Regions from separate parts of the Homo sapiens genome. Here regions 1 and 3 are each linked to region 2. The links are chromatin contacts, found by Hi-C or POLR2A ChIA-PET in ENCODE. All regions are on one chromosome and are shown on one strand. The core of a region is the stretch at or near the end of the contact, and the rest is flanking DNA. Distances in the headings are between cores, read along the strand shown.

Region 1 (4,273 bases), core at 1,370-3,869, 62 kb after region 2:
TGGGGTCTCTCTCCTTGTGGCTTTTCATCACTCAGTATTCTACCCTGAGTTTCTTTACAGCCAAGGGGCTGGCTTCTAAGAGGGAGTGTCACAAGAAGACAAGCCTCGATGTACAAGAACCTATTAAGCCTCTGATTGCTCCAAACTTACTAACACCTTGTTGGTTAAAACAAGTCACATGATCAAGCCCAGCATCAAGGTGGAAGGGAACTATATAAAGCCATAGACACTGGGAGGTAGTTCACTGGGGACTGCCAATGTCACAGTCTACCACATTTATCCTTATTAGATGTCATTGTTACACTTTTGAGAGGGAAGATTTTTGCTCACATCTTTATAAAAATTCAAATTTTTCAGGATATGGGCTCCATGATGATGGTGATGACAATGATACATCATTTACTGTCTACAGTATCCTAGGTTTTTCTTTTCATGATTAAAATTTATATAAAAATCCCAAGGACAGAATTATTGCTCCCACTGAAGAGATAAGAAAAATGAGATTCACAGAGCCTCAATAAGTTTCTTAGTCTCAATCTTAGCTGAAGGCAAGATTTCAACCTAGGTCTCTTTAATTCCAAAGGAGGTGTTTTTTTCCACTGTACCATACTGGCTCTGAGTCTACTTTTGACTCAAGGAAACATATAATTCCCTGCAGAAGAGTGTTTTTCAAATTCTAATAAGGAACTCAAATAGTTAGACAATGCAAAATCACTTTTCTTTCTCTGGAGTTCTTTAAGTGTTTAAATTTCATTTTGTTCTAGGGTATTTTGGTTTCTTTTGCTTTATATAGTGAGTTCTCCTGACTAGTGAAGGAGCCCGAAAGTGCTGATCATACAGTAGGGCTGGGATGTTTAAATATCTGGATGAAGGTTCTGATAAGACTTCATATAAATAGCTATAAGGCAGGGTTCCCATACAAAAAAAAATTGAGTTTGAACTTGAAGTTAGTCTTAACTCCATCTATACTGTCTGGATTGCCAGTGTAATTGGCCTCCAAGTAGAGAACTATGCTTTTTTCTTTATCTACTCTGGTAAATTATTAAAAGGCTCTTCTGCCCAGGGGATCATTAACTACCTGGGAGGTCTGGCAGGTGCAGCAAAGTGAACCAGGGCAGCTCTGGTTGGGATGGCAGGACTGAGCTTCCTCAGGCAACTTCCACTGCTCAGCCAGAATGAGGGAAAGACCAGCCCTGGGCAGGGCTGCAGGGATTGGGCTGGTGGGCAAGAATAGAGGTAAAGACGGGATGGAGGAAGAGGACCTCCCTGTCCAGCCTGAAAGTGGACTTCCAACTCTTTATGTCACTCAACTCCCATTTGCCTGATGGAATGTGTGCCGTGTGCACCTGCATTTACCCACATTCCCTCCTTCCTCTCTTGGAGGGTGAAAGTGGAGGCAAGGACGAGTCCCAGATTGGCCAATGCAGAAACAACATTTGTGTGGATGACACAGGAGAGCAGGGGAGGTGAGCAGGAGTGACAAAACCTCAGTTAAACCCGTCATCAACCCAATATCTTCACTATCCACATGAAGTGACACGGGAGGTTATACGACACGGCCAAGCCCACCAACTTCCTTAGCACCAGAGATGGCATGGCACTAGATGGCACTAGAACCCACACCTGCCACCCCCAGGCAGGGCTTTTTCCTTGGCACTGGTGCAGTCACCAATCTCAGTAGCTTTCACGAGCCTACAATTGAAAGCACTTTTCTCTATGGCTTTACATCTTGGCCTTTAGGGCAGTAACCCACAGCCTAGTTAGTTCTACTTCTTCTGCCACCCTTCCCTTGTTTCTGTTGGAAAGTGGTGCAGCTATTGGAGGATGTGCTTGACTGAATGTGCTCCCTCAGCTTTTCAGTCCATAGGATGGGCCCCAGCTATACCCTTTCACTCCTTCCCTGCTCAAAGATCATGGAAGAATTCCTGAGGTAACATTTTCATCTTGGGTGAGACTCATTCTTTACAATTCACCCCTGTGGTGAGCTCAGCCTAGTGCAGCCTCTCGTTTGCTCTGTTCACACACACACACACACACACACACAGTCATGCATGTATGCACATACGCACGCACACATGAGAAACACAAGAAAGCACCTTTAAAAAAAATTAGCGGATGATACTTTCCCTTTGTGGATGGTTGCACCTCATACCAATCATGGGTTTAAGCTTGGTGAGGAAAGAGATGGACGGAGATAGAAGCTGGGGAGAAAGATTTGTAATTATTTAAACTTATTGAATAGCTATGTGCCTGCTCCGCTCTGAAAATAGCGCCTGGGTTAAAAGTCTCTGTACCTCAGAAGGTCACCATCTGTAGGAGAGGTAGATCAAAACATATCATTTTAATCAGGAAGAGTTTGAGGTGTGGGAGGTTACAAGGCCCAGGCCTGAGATGGAACTAGCACCCACATCTGACACCCCCGGCACAGGGCTCACTCCTCAACCTTGGAGCTGTTGCCAACCTCAGTAGGTATGAAGAATGTATTGGGCACACATGTTGAAAGCAATGTTTTTCTAGGGCGTTTAGGAGTGAGAGAAGCAAGCGCAATTCCCTGTGGTGTCCCAACCACAAAGCCTCTTCTACCTGTAGCAGACAGAGGAGGTGACACATGAGCTGAGTCTGGGATGACAAGCTCACAAGCATTTGGGGTCAAGCATTCCAGGGAGAGGAGTCAGCCTGGGCAAAACCAAGGCAGCGCTCTCGGTAGGCCTGGGCCTCTGGCTAGTGGTTTCCTTCAACCCACACACTGCGCATGGAACCACAGAAGGCAGCACAGCAGAGCATCTGCCCTCACGTTCTTCCTGGTGGGGGGCCTCCCAAGGACATTCTGCCTCAGGTTCTTATTGTCTGAGGTCACTGAGCCTCCTGAAAGTATTTCAGGAATGTGGAGGCCTGACTCACTCTCTTCCTTGAGTTCACAGTCTGAAGTTCATAAAACCTCTTCCCCCTTTAGTCATTCTTATTCAAATACCGGCCCACAAGTTTCACAGATGGAGCTGGCAGGAGGAATCTTGGGAAGCATTTTTTTGCTCAGGATGTGAAAGTATATGAAGAGTTTGGGAGATCCAGGAGCAATCATTCACTAAGAGCCAGACCCCTGTGGCAGGCGCTGGCTAAACGCAGAGACTGGCTGGCTCGCTCACAGAGTGGAGATCACTGGCAGAAGAGAAATGCCATGAAAGCATCCACTCTGTGCCTCAGTTTCCTCAACTGTAAACAGAGACAATAACCACACCTTCTTCAGAGAACTGGATGGGGAGTGAGTTAATCCACATAAAGTAGTTAGAATACAGCCTGACACATAATAAGTGCTCAATAAATACTAGTTTATTGTTCATACTATTGCTTATTGTTGGCAGAGTGAGTTGTCTACACACTAAGTGGTGTGGGGAAGAGGAGGCATTCCTGGAATAGGACTGCGTGGGATAAACCTGAAAGGAAAATGTCCAATGCCGTGGGTGAGTGTCCAGATGGGGAGGCCTTTAGACATCACACACACACAGCAGGAGGGGCAGCTTGGGAGAGAAGAAACCCGAGTGGCACATCTAGCCTGATGCCAAAGTATCAATTCATGCACTTCTTCCGGTTGGAAACAGTTATAAAAATGTCCAGGGAATTAACAAAGGGGATGCAGGAGAGATATTTGGAGTACGGGATGGGCATACACATAGCCAAGCATGGGGTTTCAAATTGGTGTTATTCACCTTATTTCTCCTGCTGCCGTGCAGGCAATGAAATTCTCAGTGAGGCAGGCCACAGACAGATCAGATGCTCTGTTTTCCTCCTTTCTGACTGTAGCTCAGTTTAGAGGATTGAAAATGCTAGGAGACATCTAGCCTACCCTCTCCCTGCTCACACCGCACCTTGCCTCAGAGCTGGTTTTGACATCTGTCCTAGAAGACATCATCCATTGCCTTGATTCATGGGTATGAGTCTAAGCAATCTTAACCACTGCTGGGATTCCATTTGGACAAGGAAAAGCTTTCTCTGCTTTTCAGAACACTCTACAGAGAAACCCTAACTTTAGTAAGGCTCTGGGGACCCCAGGGGAGATCCAGAGAAGTAAAGCACCCAGCCCAATGGAGCTTCCAGAATGCATTTTGAGGGACAGTGCTTTAGTTCTTCCTTTGACCTCAGTCTCTTTTGGTCATTCCTTGTCCCCATTCTACTCCAACTGGAAAGGCTGAGTAGCTGCTCCTGCATATGTCTGTTATTGCAGTGACCCAAAGTAAGAATCTTAAATGAATTTGAAATCCCTTAAAAAAAGAGTAAA
Region 2 (4,449 bases), core at 1,403-3,902:
ATATAGCTAATAAATGGCAGAGGTTGGATTTTAATCCAGATTTTCTTACTTCAGGGCCTGAACACTGTCTATAATACAACATGGGAATGCCTATAAGAAGCTGGTGTTTTCAAGTATGGGGCCATTCATAGAAGAGTCTGACAAACTGCTGTTGTGTCATGATCTTTGAAAAGACACCAAGAGTGAATATTCCTGAAAGGCGGCAGCTCAGACATGCATAGAATCTATGTGATTTTAAAATGTTTCCTCAGCCTGTTACTGATCAGATTCTAAGGAAATCAGTATTCTCTAGCCCCTCAAACCTCTTCTCCAACTTCTCCTATTTCCAGATATCTGGCTAGGAATTTCTGTCACAAGAAAACGAGGTTTGTATCACCTCATATCTCAATTTCTAAAAATTTCCCAACACCATAAATGGTGATAAAATGTGAGGGTTCAAGAGCTACTTGGAAGGTTTTCCAGTCTTTTTAAGGGAAGAGCCTTCTGTCTATTCAGACCCTTAACCTATGTATTGGTTTATAAAAAGCTACCCACAAACAGGGAGAAAGTGATGGCACCAATATTCAGATCCACCTTGTCCAACCCAAATACACTTTCACACATATGACCTCCTGTCATTTTCCATTCTCTTTCCACTATGGTTAGTATTGTTATTGGCCCATAATGTCAAAGAAACACAGGTTTTTAAACCACATCAAGGAAATCTTTGAAACAAACCTATGTTGGTTGGCTAACACTGGGCGATTTCACAAAAATTTGTACAATATTATGTTTCCTTTTTATAATGACGTGCAGAGATGGACATCATTATCTCAGTTTCATGAAGGAGGAGACTGAGGTTCAGTAAGGTGAAGTAACTCGCCCAAGATCACATAGCCAGAAAGTGGAATCCAAAGTCTGTTTTCCTTCAAAGTCAATGCTTTTAATGATTCTACTATACTGCTTCTCAGATCTTTTTTTATATGATATTAACATGCAGATGAAGTCCAATATTATGTATCCCCAGGTTATGTTCACAAGGAGCCAGGAGGTATAACAAAAGACAAAAATGATTCAACCCTTCCATTGGTTTCTATTTCCTCTCTCATCTCAAGAATTACTGTTAGTTAAATTCTCAGTCACAACTATCTATATACATGTTCAACACATTGAAATTTTTAAAATTTCAAACATTTTGTTGTTTTGAAGAGAACAACAACTGCTGTACAACATGCACGGAGAATGCTGGGATCCAGCCGGGTGGTAGGCTTCACCTAGACTGGTAAGAGGCAGACTTGCTCACAGTGAACACAGGAAACAAGCAACTGCCTCCAACCCTGTTTTCCATCAATTCCTGTGGCTCTGGACCAATGACAAAAGTTGATCACTTCAAGGAAACATTTCCACAGCAGCATGCAATTTTGATATCTGGTAATTTCCGCAATGGTTTAGACAGGTTAAAGAAAGGAGAACACTTAAAGAAAGGAGAAACACAAGCACTTAAATTGGTCATGATAAAACTGGACAATGGCAGGCATAGCTATTCTGTCTGGGCAGCATGGCACCATCTTTGTACTAGAATACTTGTTTAAGTAATTATTAGAATAATTTGATGGGTTTTATCCATATACATCTATAAAAGTGGGGCTGAAAATAAATTCTGATACTGTTGATGAGAAGGGTTAGTTTCATAAACTTAACACAATTAAGATGAACATGGAAAACAGCGGGCAAGCCAAAAGCAGATAAACTTTTGCTTCAATTGGATGATGGTTGGATGTCAGCCAGTATTTCATGGGTCTAGTGGTGAAAGGAAAGCATTAAAGAACAAAGACAATGCTGGAAATACATGATTAAAGACTACCTCTAAAAACATGATGTATTTAGGGATTTTATAGTATTTTTGGTTCATTGGTACTAGAACTCCATTTACAATTATTTGGTTCTTGCAGGTTTGTTCATATTTTCAAGAATGCATTATGCACTGATGTACATAGAAAACTGCCTGTACCTAGTTGTTTTGTCTCTATCCTTATTCATTTAAGCTAAACAAACAAATTGGATGTCAGAATGATGAACACTGTAGAATAAGCAAATGAAAAACAAAACAACTTTAGATTCAGGAGCTGGGGCAAGCATCCAGATCTCTGTACAGGGAAGAGCTGAGGTTAATGCAGCTGCAAAAAACTAGGCACATGCACGTGGCATTGCTTGACAGACAGGAAGCCTTTCCAGGGTTTCCAAATTCTTTCAGATGTTTTGGGGAATAGTTAAAGGCACTAGATACATGAATTGAATTGCATTTAACTCTACATTTTAAAGAACAGCTAAATAAAAACTCCCAGAGCACAATGTCTATTCCCATCCCCAGGAATTTCTTGAGCTGGGAAGAATGCCTGCCAGTGAATGCCTAACTCTGTCCTCAGTTTACAGTCACAGTTTTTCTCTTCACTCAGACACCCAGAAGGCTTCTCTTAGGTGTGGTTTCATCCAGCCAGCCCTACCTATCTTAATCAGACTGACTTCCCCAGTACTAAATAAAGTGGAGAGGAAATTTCTACCCACCCACTCATCAGAGACTATAAGACCCAACTCACATCCTGCAAGCCTCAGGATGGAACACGACTCCTTTTAACTACCTGGGCACAGTAGCTGACTATCAGGAAACTGCTCGTGGCCTCCACACATTGCCACACTATTTACACAGCTGATGGAAGTTTGCCCTGGTTGAGGAATTTGGCTCTAGAGGAGTCCCCTTAAAATTCCCAAAGGGCCTATTCACCCTGTCACACCCGCACAGATGCCTGTGAAGATAGCAACAGTGGGGTTCATTTTCTAACTCCTTCTGTACACAGTTATAACTCAACATGTTTATTTAAAAGTGGGGGGTTGGAGAAGAGCTAGGGGAGCTGCAAAATCTAACATTATATGAGATATTTTCAAGAAATATTTTGAGCAAAGTCAACAACCCCCTTGCCCTGCCTCTCAGACATTCCTCAGCTTCATTCAGCAACCCAAACTCTGCCCTCCATACTCACAGGCATGAAGCAGAGCCAGGACGTGACTCCCAACAGAAAATGAGCCTTTCTAAGGCAGAGGGAAAGAAGCTGAAAGAGTCAACCAACTCTCAAAGCACAGAGGGAGAAGCAGCAAAGCAGAGGGTCAACATTCTTCTCCTTTAATAATTTAAAGCCCTGCTATTAGCAGAGGAAAAGAAAATATCAGACACATGATTGTATCATGACAATAAGGCACAGCAGAGGTGATAAGATGAAGGGAGTAATTTCCTGAAGCCCTTCTCGCTTTTTTAAAGATAAGGATCAATTCTTATTCTTTCAACTATTAAAACATGATAGAAATGGCAATAAGCTATTAATTTTGCAATTGCAGTGGCAGGCCCATCCTGGCAGCAGTGGGGCCTGCTTTCTCTAGCTGTGAATGACCTCTTTCACTAGGAAAACTGTTCAGGAAACAGCTCTGCATTTGGAAAGAGGTGTATATGAGAGGCAAATATATATCCAAAATGTTCCCTTTCTTAATTTCCTTCCCCTCCTCCTAATTTTCTCCTAGCCCAAATAATTAATCTTCTTGTGTTAGCCAAATAAATTCCATTTAAATTAGTTCGTTCTAAAGGAGAAGAAGAGGCAGAAATGGTGGAGAAGGTGGGAGGAGGAGGAGATGCAGAGGGAGGAGGGGGGAGAAGAAGAAACTGATCTTCCCATGTATTGCCTACTTCTTTCCTTCTGAGGAGGCAAAAGTCTAACCTCAAGTGTGTAGGTTTTGGTGCCAAACTCCCTGAGTTTGACTTGGATTCTGCCAAATGACTATGTGACTTTGGATAAAGCACTGGCATGTCAACTTTCTTATTTGTATCAATGTTCCTGCTCGTAAAATGGGAGCAACAATAGTCCCAAACTTCTGCGGTGGTTGTGAAGATTGAACATAACACACCTTGAATAATATCTAAAACAAAGTAAATGCTGAGTACAAGTTTATGACTACTATTTGCTATGATTTGAATGTGTCTCCAAAAAAAAAAAAACATGCGTTGGAAACTTAATTGCCATTGCAGAAGTATTAAGAAGTGGGACCTTTAAGAGGTGATTAGGCCATGGCAACTCTGCCCTCATGAATGGATTAATGCCGTTTTCTCAGGAGTTATCTTGGGAGTGGGTTCCTTATAAAAGGACAAGCATGGCCTCCTTTTGTCTCTCTAGCCCTCTCACCTTCTACCATGGGATGATACAGCAAAAAGTCACTGGCCAGATGTGACTTCGGTATTGATATTGAAATTCTCAGCCTTCAGAACTGTGAGCTAGTAAATTTCTGTTCATTATAAATTCCCCAGCTTGTGGTGGTGTTACAGCAGCACAAAATGAACTAAGACATTATTGTTGGCTCCTCCATCTCTAAACTGTCAGATTCAAGGCAGATCATGCAAGAACAGAAGGCAAACAACACTAACTAGAG
Region 3 (4,311 bases), core at 914-3,413, 36 kb after region 2:
AATCTATATTTAACAACATTTGAAGCTGTCAAGAATGCTTTGTGGTTGGATAACAGAGGCAGAAAAATGTTAAAAACGCAGGCTACTGCTATACCCAAATATGGAAATATTGTTACGTCTGGTGTCTGATTCACCATCTGGAAATACTTACAACCATGAAGTCAAATAGAAAAGACGCCACAACAGAAGCCAGGAACCCTCCTCTCCATTCTCTCTCTAGTTCAACCAGTACTGTCCCTGCACCCCTCCTCCCCCCTCCCGCCCCCCGTCACTTCATTAAGAAGGAAACAATAATGAAATGATAAGGCAGGAAAAACAGTGTTTTGTAAATAATAATTGATGTATTAACCTGTGTACGTGTTGGGCCCACACTTTCCTCACTGTATTTGCATAACACCTGACAATCCATTGTCTTGAAAAGTCTCCCACCCCTAACCCTCTAACAGAGCTTTAGAGATCCCACTCCCTCTAGCAAATGCTGCTTCCATTTATGAAAGGGCACTTTGGAATGAATGAAACTGAACTCCTTCCTGCAAGAATTCTCTTCACTGGAGTGTGTTTTCATCCTGACAGATTCTCATTGTGCTTATCAGGAAAGTCAGCATTAGCACTAAGGGCCTTTTCAAGCAAGACTGCTAAATTATGAAGTCTGAATAGCCTTAAACATTAAAAAGGATAAGTAGTTATCCTAGAGCATATGAGTCTTACATGATAATTTTTATTAAAATTATGCAAAAAGTTTTTGAAACTTGCAGGGAAAGTTTATCAATCACACTAATGGTATTGGTGATGTTCAAGTAAATTGTCTTGTGGTGGGGTCTTCTACTGAGTGTGTTGCAAGTAGAACGGGATCTTAAAATCTGCTGACATTTTTACTGCAAAATATTACATCCTAAATCTCTTTTCTGTACTTGGAGAGAAGGGCATTGCAATTCATTTAAAATGGGAGGCTTCCAGTGGTCCCTAGGAAAGGAGTTAAAAACCCCACAAAATGTCCAGCTTGAAGGAGTCTGCTTTTCCCAGAGATTCATAGGGCACAATGGTCCTGGAATCTGGTTTGGCCTTGCGGTCTTTGCAGGTGATGATTTCAGGCCACTCCACGGTGGTCTCCTGCACTTCTGGCTGGCTGCTTGGTTAGCATAGCCTCCTGCCCGCGGAGGGAGGCGGGAAGGGCTTACCCCGTCTCCTGCATCCGTGAGGAAGTATAAGTCAGCCTCCCGGAGAACTCCCCGCGTTCGTTTCCTCTCGGACTTCCAACCCAGGCAGTGGGCTGGAACTAAAGTGGGAACCTCCAAAAACAAACAAGTACAACATACCCAAAAGAGGGAAGGGCTGGAGGAGTGGGGGAGACCTCTGCCTGGGAATTTGCCAGACGATGGGCAAGTTTCCCCCCGCCCCACCCCCCCCCCGCCTTTTCATTCATAAATGCCACTGTGGGTATTAATTTGCAATTCACTGAACTTTGCTAATAAACATCATGCCAAAGCTTTGGGACTTGTTCCGAACACGCCTCTTTGAAGTCCACAAATATTCCTGACTCAGAGACACACTCCTCTTCCCCGTTCTACTCTTTCAACAGATAACTTGCCTCTCACCTTCGCTGTAAAAAAGCAAACAGCTCACTGCCTTCCCGGGTGAGGGCTTCAGTGGCTGCCCGGTCAACTCGCATCACCAAACAAAACGACTTTTGTTCCTCCCTCTCAGGTCCTCCCACCCACCCAGTCCAGGCAAAGTTCTGAACTGGCCCCCCTCGCCCCTCACGACCCTCCAACTACCATCACCACCATCACGCCCCAAAGAACCCTTCCCAACATAAGTCGTAATTTAAGGTGGAAAAAACGAACTGTTTTCTTGACGGGTCTGGGACACACACACACACACACACACACACACACACACCCCCCGAACTGTTTTCTTGACGGGTCTGGGAGACAGACACACACACAGACACACACACACACACACACACACACACACACACACACACACACACACACACACAAAGGTGCAATGGAGCCAGGGGAGGCGCTTGGCAGCAGCCCGCGCCAACCAGCATTCCTGAGATGTTTGAGAATTCTGGAACGCGCAGACAGAGCCGACGTCACTGCAACACGCGGCGCCTCCGCCGGCCCGTATAAAAGGCGGGCTCCGGGGCGCCTGGGCAGACCGCGAGCGAGAGCGCCCCCGAGCAGCGCCCGCGCCCTCCGCGCCTTCTCCGCCGGGACCTCGAGCGAAAGACGCCCGCCCGCCGCCCAGCCCTCGCCTCCCTGCCCACCGGGCCCACCGCGCCGCCACCCCGACCCCGCTGCGCACGGCCTGTCCGCTGCACACCAGCTTGTTGGCGTCTTCGTCGCCGCGCTCGCCCCGGGCTACTCCTGCGCGCCACAATGAGCTCCCGCATCGCCAGGGCGCTCGCCTTAGTCGTCACCCTTCTCCACTTGACCAGGCTGGTGAGTTGGACTCTCCTTTTGCCACCTATTCCCCGTCCGCTCTCCAGCCCCTTCCCCTGGTCCCAGATTGCCCACGGCAGGAAAAGTTAAAAAGTTCGCGATCGTTTGCGGGTAGCCGTTTCTTTAAGCACTCTCCCCCTCCCCCCGAAGACGTGTCGGGACCTCTTGGTGGGAGCAGCCTTCCGAGGTGGCCGGGCTGGACGAGATCAGAGGCTCCCCGTCGATAGGGTCGGAGACCCCCGTCCCTCACTGCGGCAGCCGCGGCGCCCCTCCTGCGCACCGCGCCGAGTCTCACGCGTATCTTCTCCCCCTTCCAGGCGCTCTCCACCTGCCCCGCTGCCTGCCACTGCCCCCTGGAGGCGCCCAAGTGCGCGCCGGGAGTCGGGCTGGTCCGGGACGGCTGCGGCTGCTGTAAGGTCTGCGCCAAGCAGCTCAACGAGGACTGCAGCAAAACGCAGCCCTGCGACCACACCAAGGGGCTGGAATGCAACTTCGGCGCCAGCTCCACCGCTCTGAAGGGGATCTGCAGAGGTAAGATGCTTGTGGTTTGGCCCCTTTAAAAAAAATACTAGTCCCCATAGTCCAGAAGTTTAGTAATTCTGAGACCATGTATGGTGATGCTTTGTTGTTGGTAGCTTGGCAGAAAGGCACATGATTTCAGCAGTCTGGAATGCAATTCAGTGTGTCTGGGCCCAACGAAAGCGCATACGGAAAAGTGATTCCTGACTAACTTATTGTTCTGGTCTGGAGTCTCCGGGGAATTGTAGGGAACTTTACCATAAATTGAATTTAACAGCAGAAAATATGTATGAGTTTCAGGCGGTGGTTTGGAATCTTAACTTTATCCCCTTCTACCTTTCTCTTTTGGTGATCTTTGCAGCTCAGTCAGAGGGCAGACCCTGTGAATATAACTCCAGAATCTACCAAAACGGGGAAAGTTTCCAGCCCAACTGTAAACATCAGTGCACATGTATTGATGGCGCCGTGGGCTGCATTCCTCTGTGTCCCCAAGAACTATCTCTCCCCAACTTGGGCTGTCCCAACCCTCGGCTGGTCAAAGTTACCGGGCAGTGCTGCGAGGAGTGGGTCTGTGACGAGGATAGTATCAAGGACCCCATGGAGGACCAGGACGGCCTCCTTGGCAAGGAGCTGGGATTCGATGCCTCCGAGGTGGAGTTGACGAGAAACAATGAATTGATTGCAGTTGGAAAAGGCAGCTCACTGAAGCGGCTCCCTGGTAAGTGGAGACTGAGCACTTCAGACACTGTACTGAGATGCATTTCTGGTCTAAATCTTTGTAGAAATGAGTGCTTGAGCCTGTTTGTGTCGGTATGCCTCTGAGAAGTCTTCCCTCTTATATGTCTCTAGTTTTTGGAATGGAGCCTCGCATCCTATACAACCCTTTACAAGGCCAGAAATGTATTGTTCAAACAACTTCATGGTCCCAGTGCTCAAAGACCTGTGGAACTGGTATCTCCACACGAGTTACCAATGACAACCCTGAGTGCCGCCTTGTGAAAGAAACCCGGATTTGTGAGGTGCGGCCTTGTGGACAGCCAGTGTACAGCAGCCTGAAAGTAAGTTCCTTCAGGGACGTGTAGACTGTTGCCTGGCAGGTGGGTGGGATGTGAACATCTTTTTGAAGAAAGAGAAATATCACCCCTAACTTTCCTTCTCTCCTTTCTCTTACAGAAGGGCAAGAAATGCAGCAAGACCAAGAAATCCCCCGAACCAGTCAGGTTTACTTACGCTGGATGTTTGAGTGTGAAGAAATACCGGCCCAAGTACTGCGGTTCCTGCGTGGACGGCCGATGCTGCACGCCCCAGCTGACCAGGACTGTGAAGATGCGGTTCCGCTGCG

Evidence for each region. Hi-C counts contacts between places; a loop is a spot of excess contacts on that map. ChIA-PET counts read pairs that join two places held with the same protein, here RNA polymerase II (POLR2A). Pooled maps may share reads with other maps.
Region 1: a loop to region 2 is called in a map of PC-3, with 9 times the contacts of the local background. The contact joins two enhancer-like sites. A Hi-C loop is called at or near these places in 2 of 168 maps with a recorded cell type or tissue (Caco-2 and PC-3). POLR2A ChIA-PET finds 5 or more read pairs at or near these places in 2 of 52 experiments (Panc1 and WTC11).
Region 3: a loop to region 2 is called in a map of PC-3, with 7 times the contacts of the local background. The contact joins the promoter of CCN1 here to the enhancer-like site in region 2. A Hi-C loop is called at or near these places in 5 of 168 maps with a recorded cell type or tissue (Caco-2, PC-3, heart right ventricle and 1 more) and 1 of 50 pooled maps. POLR2A ChIA-PET finds 5 or more read pairs at or near these places in 16 of 52 experiments (AG04449, AG04450, BJ and 12 more).

Annotation. Positions count from the first base shown.
Region 1 is chr1:85,604,617-85,608,889 of GRCh38, forward strand. No RefSeq gene overlaps it. Among named protein-coding and RNA genes, the nearest start is that of CCN1, 26 kb to the left of the region's middle. RefSeq lists enhancers at 1,899-2,763, 2,357-3,556, 2,764-3,629. Within about 2 kb of position 2,620, at least 10 of the 41 ENCODE cell types and tissues checked have a DNase peak (open chromatin) inside an H3K27ac peak, as active enhancers do; they include PC-3 and Panc1, where a contact is called at or near this core.
Region 2 is chr1:85,542,124-85,546,572 of GRCh38, forward strand. It overlaps a transcript of DDAH1 not described here. Among named protein-coding and RNA genes, the nearest start is that of CCN1, 36 kb to the right of the region's middle. Within about 2 kb of position 2,653, at least 8 of the 41 ENCODE cell types and tissues checked have a DNase peak (open chromatin) inside an H3K27ac peak, as active enhancers do; they include PC-3, PC-9 and Panc1, where a contact is called at or near this core.
Region 3 is chr1:85,578,598-85,582,908 of GRCh38, forward strand. CCN1 (cellular communication network factor 1) reads left to right here and starts at 2,164. Exons shown (of 5, transcript NM_001554.5): 1 at 2,164-2,450; 2 at 2,768-2,981; 3 at 3,331-3,687; 4 at 3,819-4,027; 5 at 4,143-4,311. The coding sequence starts at 2,388. RefSeq lists enhancers at 1,732-2,254, 1,985-2,034, 3,301-3,822 and silencers at 2,145-2,274, 2,705-2,764, 2,775-2,824, 2,835-2,884.